4 separate regions of the Homo sapiens genome follow, and regions 1, 3 and 4 are each linked to region 2. The links are chromatin loops, found by intact Hi-C in ENCODE. Cell type or tissue: GM12878. All regions are shown on one strand.

Region 1 (2,500 bases), 450 kb after region 2:
TCTCATTTGGTTGGTCTTTGTTTATTTCCATAAGTAAGTACTTAATAAATATTAGCTTCTTCTGCATTTCCATTTCTCCCTACTGGTGGGTACTAAAACATCCTTGTTGATCTTCTTTCTCACTTTTATGAATGAGTCACAAATAATTCTTCTGCAGTCTGAATGAAGCCTCTCATTTCATCTTAAAGATATATCCCCAATATATTTCTTAATTTCCAGACCAGATGTTTCCCAGGTCACTGTTAGCTAAAGAATCTTTTGCAATGCTTGGCATTCATGGTTGGAAGGATTGAGGGGAGAGACAGAGACTGGGGTGAGGGAGGGAGGTCTTGGCTGAACAGAAAACAACGTACATCTTCTAATTAAGGCCCACTTTTATCATTATTCTTATTCTTTGTTTTTAAATTTAAACTTGTCACTGGCCAGCATAAAAAGAAACAGTTTTTTAGATGAAGAAGCTGAATTCACTTAATCTTTCAAAAATGTAAAAATAGCCTTTCACTAAAGAGCCATAAAAAATGTCTAAGTTAAGGTTAGTGTGAATCTTCTGTTCAGGAGCCGTTCTTCTTTTCTAACATTAAAAATAACCAATTGGGGAAAAGCTGTCAGGCAGAACTGAGCTTCTTGGCTTCAATCTGCTCAGTGTGGCCTGAGTGTTATTTACAGAGGGGTTTTACAGGTATTATAAACACTGGAAAGATTTCTTTGGAGTCCACTGGGCAAAAGGAATGTGTATGCATTATTCCTTCCAGAGATGAGCAGAGGCAGAGAATAGAGATGAATATTCACAGGGGTCCAAATCATCTGGAAAACAGCTTGCTGGAGTCCTGCGATTACGTTAATAAGATGTGTACCATATGCTGGCTTGAGCATGCTAATACCCTGCATCCCCTGAGTGTTGTAAGAGGATGATGGCACTGGCCACTCAAATGGAGATGGTTCCCAAAGCTGGAGCCTGCTTGTTTGTATTCCTCTGTGTCTCTGAGGGAGAGGCTCTGTGGCTTCCCAGGCTGACTGACCTCAAAGCTCCCTGCAATTTGGAAAGTAAATGATTCATTTGTCCTGTTAAGCAGCACAGAGGTTTTGTGAATCAATTGTGCACCTATTTAGAATGCAAATTAGACAGTGAGAAGCTTCATGTCAGGACATGCAGTAAACCCTGAAGGCTAGTTTCTATGCCTGGGTGACAATAAAAACAGCCTTTGAAGTAAAGCAAACACAGCGAGAATGCGCAAAGTTGGTTTTTGAGTGGGGAGGTTGTCTACTAACCTAGGCCCTCTTTCTTCCCTAGCATATACCTCAGCTGCAAGTCACAGCTGACCACAAAGATTCTGCCTTCTCTAGTGAGGTCAGCCTGCCTTAAAGGACCAGCCCTCTAAGGGGTATATTGGCTTGCCTGATGGAAGAGAAAGTCAGATGCAGGTAGAACCTAACTTTATATGGGACTCTAGTTTTTCCCATCTAGTTCTGTGTCACAAGCTATGCTATAACAGAGAAAAGTTCCTTCCCCACCATTTTTGCTTTGTCTTTAGTCAGAATAACCACAGTGGAGGCAATAGGTGGGAGTGATAATTCCAACATCTGCTTATTCTAATTTATTAACTGATCCAGTCATTTATTAAAAGATCACATACACTTATTGCATGTGAACTTTATGCCAGTCACCATGCAAAACGGGTGCTTAGTAGAATGGAAATAACTAGTGTTTGGTGGCAGAGGCAAATGCCTGACCTGAACAATTACTCCATGCACTGAAGGTTCTAACAAGTATGAACCTTGCAGCAGGACCACAAAGGAGGTGGTGGTATATCATCTGTGATTTATTTGTCTACAGACAAGGTAATGCATGTGTATATAAATCTATTTAATTTGTACCCTATGAAGATCAGGGGTTCTTTGGAAGAACACCCAAATAATTCTAATGAAGAATCTAGGTTCTATGTATATTGAGTTACCTCTACACAGAGAGGTTTACACTCTAGGGCATGCATTTCAAATGCTGGTATCAGAACATGCTCAAAGGGGATTGCTAACTACATAATATAGATTAGAAATAATGTTTTTATGAGTGAAACAGTGTTTAAGATATGTGCGTGGCTATTTGACTAGAATAATTGTGTCCTTACATCACTTTTGTTTAATGGGTAAATAAGAATTTGATGAACCAGGCACTTGAGTCCCTCACACTAGTGCTATAGAACTAGAATTTCATTTGGTCTTGTTTTATTCCACTTAAAAAAGATTCTGCCACTGAACCTTACAAGAATAATGGTTGATCTTGCTATCAAAATATTTGTTGTATTTGCCTTGGGTCAGTCTTTCAAACACATTCTCTGTGTTTGACAGAAAGTCAAGACTTCAACAAGTCTACAAGAATTGGTTGTAAAGTTGTTATATGCCTGCTTAGATAATAAACATCACTTTGGGTGTCAGTATTTGGTCTGAAAGCAAGTGGTATACTTTCTTTCATTGTATACCACTCAATTGAGCTTGTGGAAAG
Region 2 (2,500 bases):
TGGCTTGAGGGACAGAAAGAGAGCTGGAGAAATGATAAGAACACTGATATTGAGAACCCCAGGACCCTTCTACTGGGTTCAGTCCTGGGAAAGTGGCTGAACTGCAGAGAAGAAACGGCAGTGGGTCAGGGACTTTAGCTGCAGGATGGTTCTTGCGTGCCTAGAAAGGCAGGGAAGCAGTGGAGATAGGCCCTGAGTCTGAAGAACACGATGACAGGGTCTGTCTCAATGACCCACGGCCAACTCACATGAACCAAAAATCTAGGGCTGGACAGGGTGGCAGACAGCTTACATGGATAGATGACTTTGAGGACCTGGGTTTCTGCTCCTGTTGCTGCTTTGGCACTACATAAGTCTCTTGGAAATAATGCCATCTTAAGCTGCAACTGAGTCATTCATACAAAAGGTAAAGAAAGTTATATTCACTTGACAGTTGAGTTTGTGGCTAGAGATTGAAGCTTGAGATGCAGGTAAGTTATGCTATGAAGTTTGAGGGCCACATAGAAGTGTGCCTTGGTCCATTGGTGACCCACAGGAGATAGTGACGGGTTCTCAGAGAAGGTCACCTTCCTGGAGGGGTTAGGCTTGAGTTAGGGTATAATAGATAAATATATATTCAATATATCTTATAGATAAACTTGTTAATGACATTTCCATTTTTAAACATGATTTTGCCAAATGCAGTTTTGCCAATTACAATATTTTCCGGGACCATAAGCCAGTGCCTAGTGAAAAATTACTAGAGATTCATTTCATATGTAACACCATTCCTCTCTTTCTAACAATTTTATGCATCATTGAGGCCAAGATCAAGTTCTTTTTCTCTAAAACTTAGCTGGCAGGCCAAGCCCATGCTATTCTTTTTCTCCCCCTTGTCTGTTTGGAAAGATTGTCAGTTCTGCACATTTTAACACTTTCGATCATGCATTATGTAGTCTTGTTCTCTCATCAATTCATTTGAGTTATCCTTGTCTTCCTGGATGGATTGTACCTCTGTGGAGGTTTCACTGAGTAGACATTCTCAAAGGTCAGGAACAGTCAAGGTTCCACTTAAAAGAAAAAAAAAATGTTTCTCTAATTCTTACTAAGATCTTGTGTGTATTGAAGCTGCTCTAAGTGCTATGCAGCTATTATTGTAGCCCCGTATAGTAGGTGCTATTATCATCCCTGTTTTACAGATGAACTCACTTAGATTGAGTCAAGAACCCACTGAAGACAATCATCAGAGCTGAGAAAATTAACTAAGAAAAAGATGCACGTGGCTGTAATTAGAAGAAAAACAGTTTGCCTGCTCTCATTTGGCTGAGCATTTTAAAAAACCTTTTCAATAAGTAAGTATTGAATGTTAACATGAGAACCTCTGCGTAGGTTGGCGATCATTTCTTCTATATAGGTTATGCTGAAGTTAATGGTCTAGTAACCATTTGATGGCTGGACCTTGCCATTCTCAATAGATCACTTTGCACAAGACCCCAGCAGGTGGTGCTATAACTGGCAAGCGGCTTCAGGCATGCCCCATTGCTCTCAGAGTGAATTTTCCCACGTCCTTGGGAGCCTGGGGTGGTGGGGTGGGGGTGGGGTGTTCCTTGCAGAGAAGGCTCTTACTCCTGTCTGTGTAAGTGCATGTTACCTACACAGGCCCTCCTCTGGCCCATCTCTGTGCTGCTGTGTTTGAATTGCTTCCCATTCATCCCACGGGGGAACAATCCTAGGGTTATAGGGATAGTCAAACACATGACAAACAGCCCAGCACTGGACAGATGAGGTTGAGACTAGTTTATTTATCACACACACTCATGGCCTGGGGAGAAAGACACTGTGCCACACAGGGCCACAACGGAGTTGAACTTGGGAACAGAGGCTGTGGGAGGCAGGCTCTGTGGTATCAAGAGGATAGGGGGACTCCTGCTTCCCACAGGGGAAGTGGTTAGTTTGTCTGAAATGTTTTATGGGCTGGGAGGGAACTAAGACTACCCACGCAGGGATAAGGAGGAGCTGCACCTGGTCCATTTGGTGATAAGGGTCTTTTGGCAAGGGATTCTTTTTTTTTGTTGTTTGTTTTTTGTTTTTTTGTTTTCTGAGATGGAATCTTGCTCTGTTGCCCAGGCTGGAGTACAGTGGTGTGATCTTGACTCACTGCAAACTCCGCCTCACAGGTTCAAGTGATTCTCCTGCCTCAGCCCCCTGAGTAGCTGGGATTATAGGTGCACACCACCACGCTTGGCTAATTTTTGTATTTTTAGTAGGAGACGGGGTTTTGCCATGTTGGCCAGGCTGGTCTCGAACTCCTGACCTCGTGATTGCCTGTCTCGGCCTCCCAAAGTGCTGGGATTACAGGCGTAAGCCACTGTGCCCGGCCAAGGGATTCTTATCCATGGTGTGAAGGAAGAGGAGAACTTGTGGTTAGGACATTCCAGGCCCTCCCAGTTTTGCCATGTATCAAGGCAGCAATTAATATTGAATCTTATTGTTAGGCCTTAAACCCCATGCTGTTGTGTGG
Region 3 (2,500 bases), 1.2 Mb after region 2:
CTGGTTTTGACTATTGCAGAGGAGAAATTCAAATTTTGTCTGGTTATCTTCTTTGAAATAAACATATTTTTTGTACTATGTAGAATAAAACATCTAACTTTTGCTTTGCAGTTTCAAAACTTATCAGAAAATGTCTACATGTTAGTTTCTACTGAGTAATTTTATTTGAGTGTGATAAGCCAGGTTTCTCAATATTTCTATGGTCCTGAGTTTTGTTTCATTCATAACTCTTATGCTAATTTTTATCTCCTGAGAGGTTGCTTTTGCATCCTGAGTGTGCTTTTTAAATTCATTTTTTGTTTTATTGATGTGGTTTTTAGCAGTGTTGATTCTACATTTTCCATATACAATAAAGATCTTATTTTTATTTCACCCACATTTTACTATAATTATGTCAGTTTAATAGAAGCAGTATTATTTTTTATCTCACCTAGGATTAAATGAAAAATAACTAGGCTTAACATTTTATTTTGCTTCATGTCAAAATGTAAATTTCAAAGTAGACTTTTTGTTCTTGAGCCGAAGAACCTTCATTGGTTGGTTGGTTCTAGTAATTTGCCTCAAAGAAAAACAAAACAAAAAAGCAAAACAAACCACATATCTTTAAATTTGGGTTGTTAATTTTCAGCATTTTGACCAGAAATCTAGGTGCCTTGCTTCTCAAAGGATGATTCAGGGACTAGGAATATCAGCATCAACTGAGAGGAGACTGGGAGAAATAGAGGATCTTAGATTCCCACACAGACATAGCGAACTGGAACCTACATTTCAACAAGATCTCCACATAATTATATACATATTAACATTTGAGAAACCCTGGTCTAGAAGAGCCATGTATTTGGTTGTTGGGAGTCATTTAACTCAGCTGAGCTATCAGGCTTCATACCAACACTGAAGCCAGCTGACATCTCTTTAAGTTTCTGTCTCTAAAGTGTGGCTTGAAGACAACATGCTTGCCAAGCTCTGGTGTGACCAAAGATTGTAGGATCCAGTCTACAAGGTGTTTTACATGTTTATTCAGTCAACTATCATGGTTTCTTCCCTGAAGTATGGATTAAGACAGACTGGGCAATCCAACTCTGAAAATTTCAAAGCCTGCCCCCTGGAGGACTGCTGGTGAATGCAGCTCCATGGCAGGGAAGGAAAGCAATTGAACAGGAAGAGCTTGCCTCAGTCCAGGCAGGTGTTGAAATACGGGCCTATTAATGTTCACAGTTTTATTTTGCTTTATCTCTAAGGATCTAATTAATTTAGAGATCATTGCTTTTACTGTCAATGTGGAATAAAGATGATGAATGGACTAACCTCGGCATGTGCAGCCCAAATTGGTGTATTCCCAATGGTTCCTACTGCCTGTCACCTTTACTTTTCACCTGTTCCACAAGTGTTACAATAGAATCTAATAGGAAGGTAGCTCTAAGCCAAATGGGTCACTGATATCTCCCCAGAATTTCACCATTGCAGGAGAAACAAAAGCTGGTTAAAATTCCAAAAACTTTAGAAGGTCGCCACAAGCCTCCCTTTCTAAAAAGGGAACGCACATCATTGACATACAAGTTCTTTCTGCCCTTTTGTTTATTCAACGAATATTTAATGGATACAGAAGTAGGCTCTGGTGATATGGCAGTGAACAAACAGGTGAAGCTTCTTCCTTCATAGAGTTTGTTATCTAGTGAAAATATAAACATTACAAAACAAATCATGTGAAGATGGTTATAAGTCATATGAAGCAATACATATCATGGTAAAGAGCTAGGCAGGCATTCATTGCCAGGCGTTTGTATGTATATATGCTTGGGAGACAGATATGGCTATTTTGCAAAGGAGGCTCAAAGGAGCCCCCAGTGAAAAAGTGAATTTCAGTGGAGATTTGAAGGAAGTGAAGGAAGGGGCCCTGCAAATGACTAAAGGAAGAACACTGCAAGTAAAGGACACACAAGGACACCTCTCCATAGTAGGGCAGTAGTATATTTTATTCTGAAAATTCATAAGAATTTAAAGAGAAAAATGTATGACATACCCATTAAAATTAGATAACAAATCCTGTTTTTAGTGGCTTTTAAGTATTAATATCTTGTATGTCTCCCTATTCTTCCTATTACCAGCGACCTAGTTCACACCCTCAGCATCACTGGCTTGGACTATTGCAGTCGCTTCTTCTTTTTTTTTTTTTTTTTTTTAGGCTGGAGTGCAGTGGTGCGATCTTGGCTCACCACAACTTCCGTCTCCCGGGTTCAAGTGATTCTCCTGCCTCCGCCTCCCGAGTTGCTGGGATTACAGGCACCCACCAGCACGCCTGGCTAATTTTTGTATTTTTAGTAGAGACGGGGTTTCACCACGTTGGCCAGGCTGGTCTCAAACTCCTGACATCAGGTGATCCACCTGCCTCGGCCTCCCAAAGTGCTGGGATTACAGGCGTGAGCCACAGTGCCTGGCCTTCAGTCACTTCTTTACTGATCTGTTTGTCTTTAGTCACATACTAATCCAGTCCATTTTAAGC
Region 4 (2,500 bases), 75 kb after region 2:
AACTGAGAGTTTCAGCTTTGTTTATCAGCCTAGGCACTTCATGTAGCAATTTTGAGTCTGCATTTTTTTTTTTTTTGAGATGAAGTCTTGTACTGTTGCCCAGGCTGGAGTGCAGTGGCGTGATCTTAGCTCACTGCAACCTCCGCCTCCTGGGTTCAAGTGATTCTCCTGCCTCAGCCTCCTGAGAAGCTGGGATTACAGGTGCCTGCCACCATGCCTGGCTAATTTTTTTGTATTTTAGTAGAGACAGAGTTTCACTATGTTGGCCAGGCTGGTCTTGAACTCCTGACCTCAGGTGATCCGCCTGCCTTGGCCTCCCAAAGTGCTGGGATTACAGCTGTGAGCCATGGCGCCCAGCCTGGATCTGCTCTTAACTCACCAGCCTGGGCATGGGGGCTTCCTCTAGGAGGGGCCACCATCCATGTTCTCAAGGTGTGCACTGCAGAGGATTCACGGAAACATGGGTGGGAAGGGCACCACTGGAGCTGGGCAATGCATAGCCCATTTCCCTGTGAGGCTGTCCTGTGGAGCTGTTTCTGGAAACTGAGCAAGTCCTGCTTGCTCTTTCTCCCCTGAACATGTTCAGGGATTCTCTGAGCCCTCCACCAACCTCTGTGCCATCTTCTCCTCTTCTGATCCTCTTCCTGGAGTACACTGTCTAGGTTCTGAAGTATAGTCATGTGGCCTTTTAGTACTGACTTATTTGTGGTTGGGGGAGTGGCTTAAGGAATTAAGCAATTTTGTTACAGGGCTCCAAACTTTCTGGATTCAGGCAAGGACAGAGGCAAAACTCAAAGAAAGTTGAGCATCGATGAGAACACGCTGTCATTGAGACACAGAGCCTGGAGGAGAAAATATCACATGGCTAAAAAATTCTTTTCAAGTTTCAACTTCTTATTTCCTCAATTCCACACATGCAACTTTTGCCCTTGCTGTAGAAATCCTACTGATTTATAATAAGCCTCTGCTCATGGAAGGGAAATGAGAGCGCAGAGCACACGGCTGAGTTATTGTGCTTGTTGATAATATTTAGTGCAGCTTGGGAAATTACTGCGGAAAGCTTGCTGCCCCCTATGCGCTTTGGGGAACTTCCCAGAAGCCAGAGCTTGCAGCGCCACCGCCCTCATCCCTCCACGTGTTGTCTCACTTCCTCTGAGGTGCTCCGGCGCTCTCAGAGCGCAGGGAGCCCTAGGCTGAAGAAATTATGGCGTGATTTAGAGGAGTTAAAAAAAACTATCCTGCGTGCATCTCAACAGAAGAACAGGGTACCTACAAAGCAAGCAACATCCCTTTGCCTTAGATTTTGCTCCAACACAGAACCACCATCTCCAGAAGCTTAAATGAGCAAGGTCATGACCCTAGAATTCTGTGTTCAGCTAAATTGTTATTGATGTGTGAAGCCATAAAAACAAACAAACAAACAAACAAAAACACTTAGGGAAACGCAATGGTGTAGAAAGTATGCCGCTTTCTTATGCTTCCTGGAAACTGTTCTAAGATGTATTTCACCTGACTCATAGATAAATCAAGGATTCAAAAGCCGATGATGGTATCGTATGCTGCAAAGAAAATCTGATTATGTTCCAAAGAGTACAAATGGCACAAGCCACATTTTCTGACTGGGATATGATAGAATGAAAAAATTATAAAAACCTGTAACAAATGGAATAAGAAATAATTTTCAGAAATGACTATGGAAGGAAGATGAAATAAAAATTCAGTTATAATATGTTTAGAAAATGAGAAATTTGATACAATGAAAACATTTCATAATTTAATCATCGTCATTTCATTTGTGAATGAGAAGTTATTATCTAGGGTGACTCTTGTGCCAGAGGAAAGGACAGGATCAGGACAGGAGTCTGCACCCTCCCTTGAGAAAAGGGACACCCACCAAGAGAAACTTTCATCACCTGAACTGCCCCGCAACAGGGAGGCTTCAGGGAGGGTAGATGAACTCATTTGATAGGAGTTAGCTGAGGAGGAAGAAAAAGAACATTAGTAATGTCTCCCTTGAGAGGAAAGAGACAAACTGGAATCAAAGGCAGCAGCAAGATACAGCCAAAGAAATGCCAGCGGGCCTTGAGATTCAAAGACTCCATCTCGAAATCCCTATGCTGGGCTAACTCACCTGAATGGTAAGTGACCTTCCAAGAAGCAGACCCACCTGGTGGAGCAGCTGAATTGGCCCTTGGCTGCTGCCTATGCCACCTGCTTAAGGACATTGCCAAAGTCTACCTGAGGTCCCTTTGGAGCGCCTCTGACCCATTCCTGAATCTAAGGGTAGGAAGCCCAGGGGAGTGTGTGAAATGCTGCTACAGAGGCCCCAGGTCTCTGCCAGTCCTCTCCTGGCAGGCTGCTGTCTGCAGCTCTACCTGCTCTAACCAGCACCTCATCCCAAAGCTCACTGGGCAGGGGCCATGTTTCCGCCCTACACCATGTTATCCCTTTTCTCACCCTGCACCCACAAGACTGTGCTAATCTGGCAGTGGCTACGGTA

Evidence for each region. Peaks named below come from ENCODE experiments on the same cell type or tissue, not always from the same donor. Only the 100,000 strongest peaks of a DNase experiment are listed, where the experiment ranks them.
Region 1: a loop joins it to region 2, with 1.8 times the contacts of the local background. A loop is called at or near these places in 1 of 110 quality-filtered maps.
Region 3: it touches region 2 in a loop (2.7-fold over the local background); 1 of 110 quality-filtered maps calls a loop at or near these places.
Region 4: a loop joins it to region 2, with 2.7 times the contacts of the local background. A loop is called at or near these places in 1 of 110 quality-filtered maps.

The regions. Positions count from the first base shown.
Region 1 is chr10:83,541,648-83,544,147 of GRCh38, reverse strand. The region is part of intron 1 of LOC105378394 (a long non-coding RNA gene); the gene reads left to right. Among named protein-coding and RNA genes, the nearest start is that of LINC02650, 130 kb to the left of the region's middle. In GM12878, no CTCF peak of the experiment used is centred here; DNase peaks (open chromatin) are centred at 1,187 and 1,606; H3K27ac peaks cover 1,369 bases.
Region 2 is chr10:83,991,576-83,994,075 of GRCh38, reverse strand. LOC105378399 (a long non-coding RNA gene) reads left to right here. Exons shown (of 4, transcript XR_946148.2): 2 at 1,179-1,331. Among named protein-coding and RNA genes, the nearest start is that of GHITM, 150 kb to the left of the region's middle. In GM12878, a CTCF peak has its summit at 1,475 (motif pointing right); a DNase peak (open chromatin) is centred at 1,555; H3K27ac peaks cover 810 bases.
Region 3 is chr10:82,810,418-82,812,917 of GRCh38, reverse strand. All of the region lies in intron 3 of NRG3 (neuregulin 3), which reads right to left. Among named protein-coding and RNA genes, the nearest start is that of NRG3-AS1, 580 kb to the right of the region's middle. RefSeq lists a silencer at 2,318-2,500. In GM12878, a CTCF peak has its summit at 1,103 (motif pointing left); no DNase peak of the experiment used is centred here.
Region 4 is chr10:83,916,304-83,918,803 of GRCh38, reverse strand. No RefSeq gene overlaps it. Among named protein-coding and RNA genes, the nearest start is that of GHITM, 220 kb to the left of the region's middle. In GM12878, a CTCF peak has its summit at 1,089; a DNase peak (open chromatin) is centred at 1,043.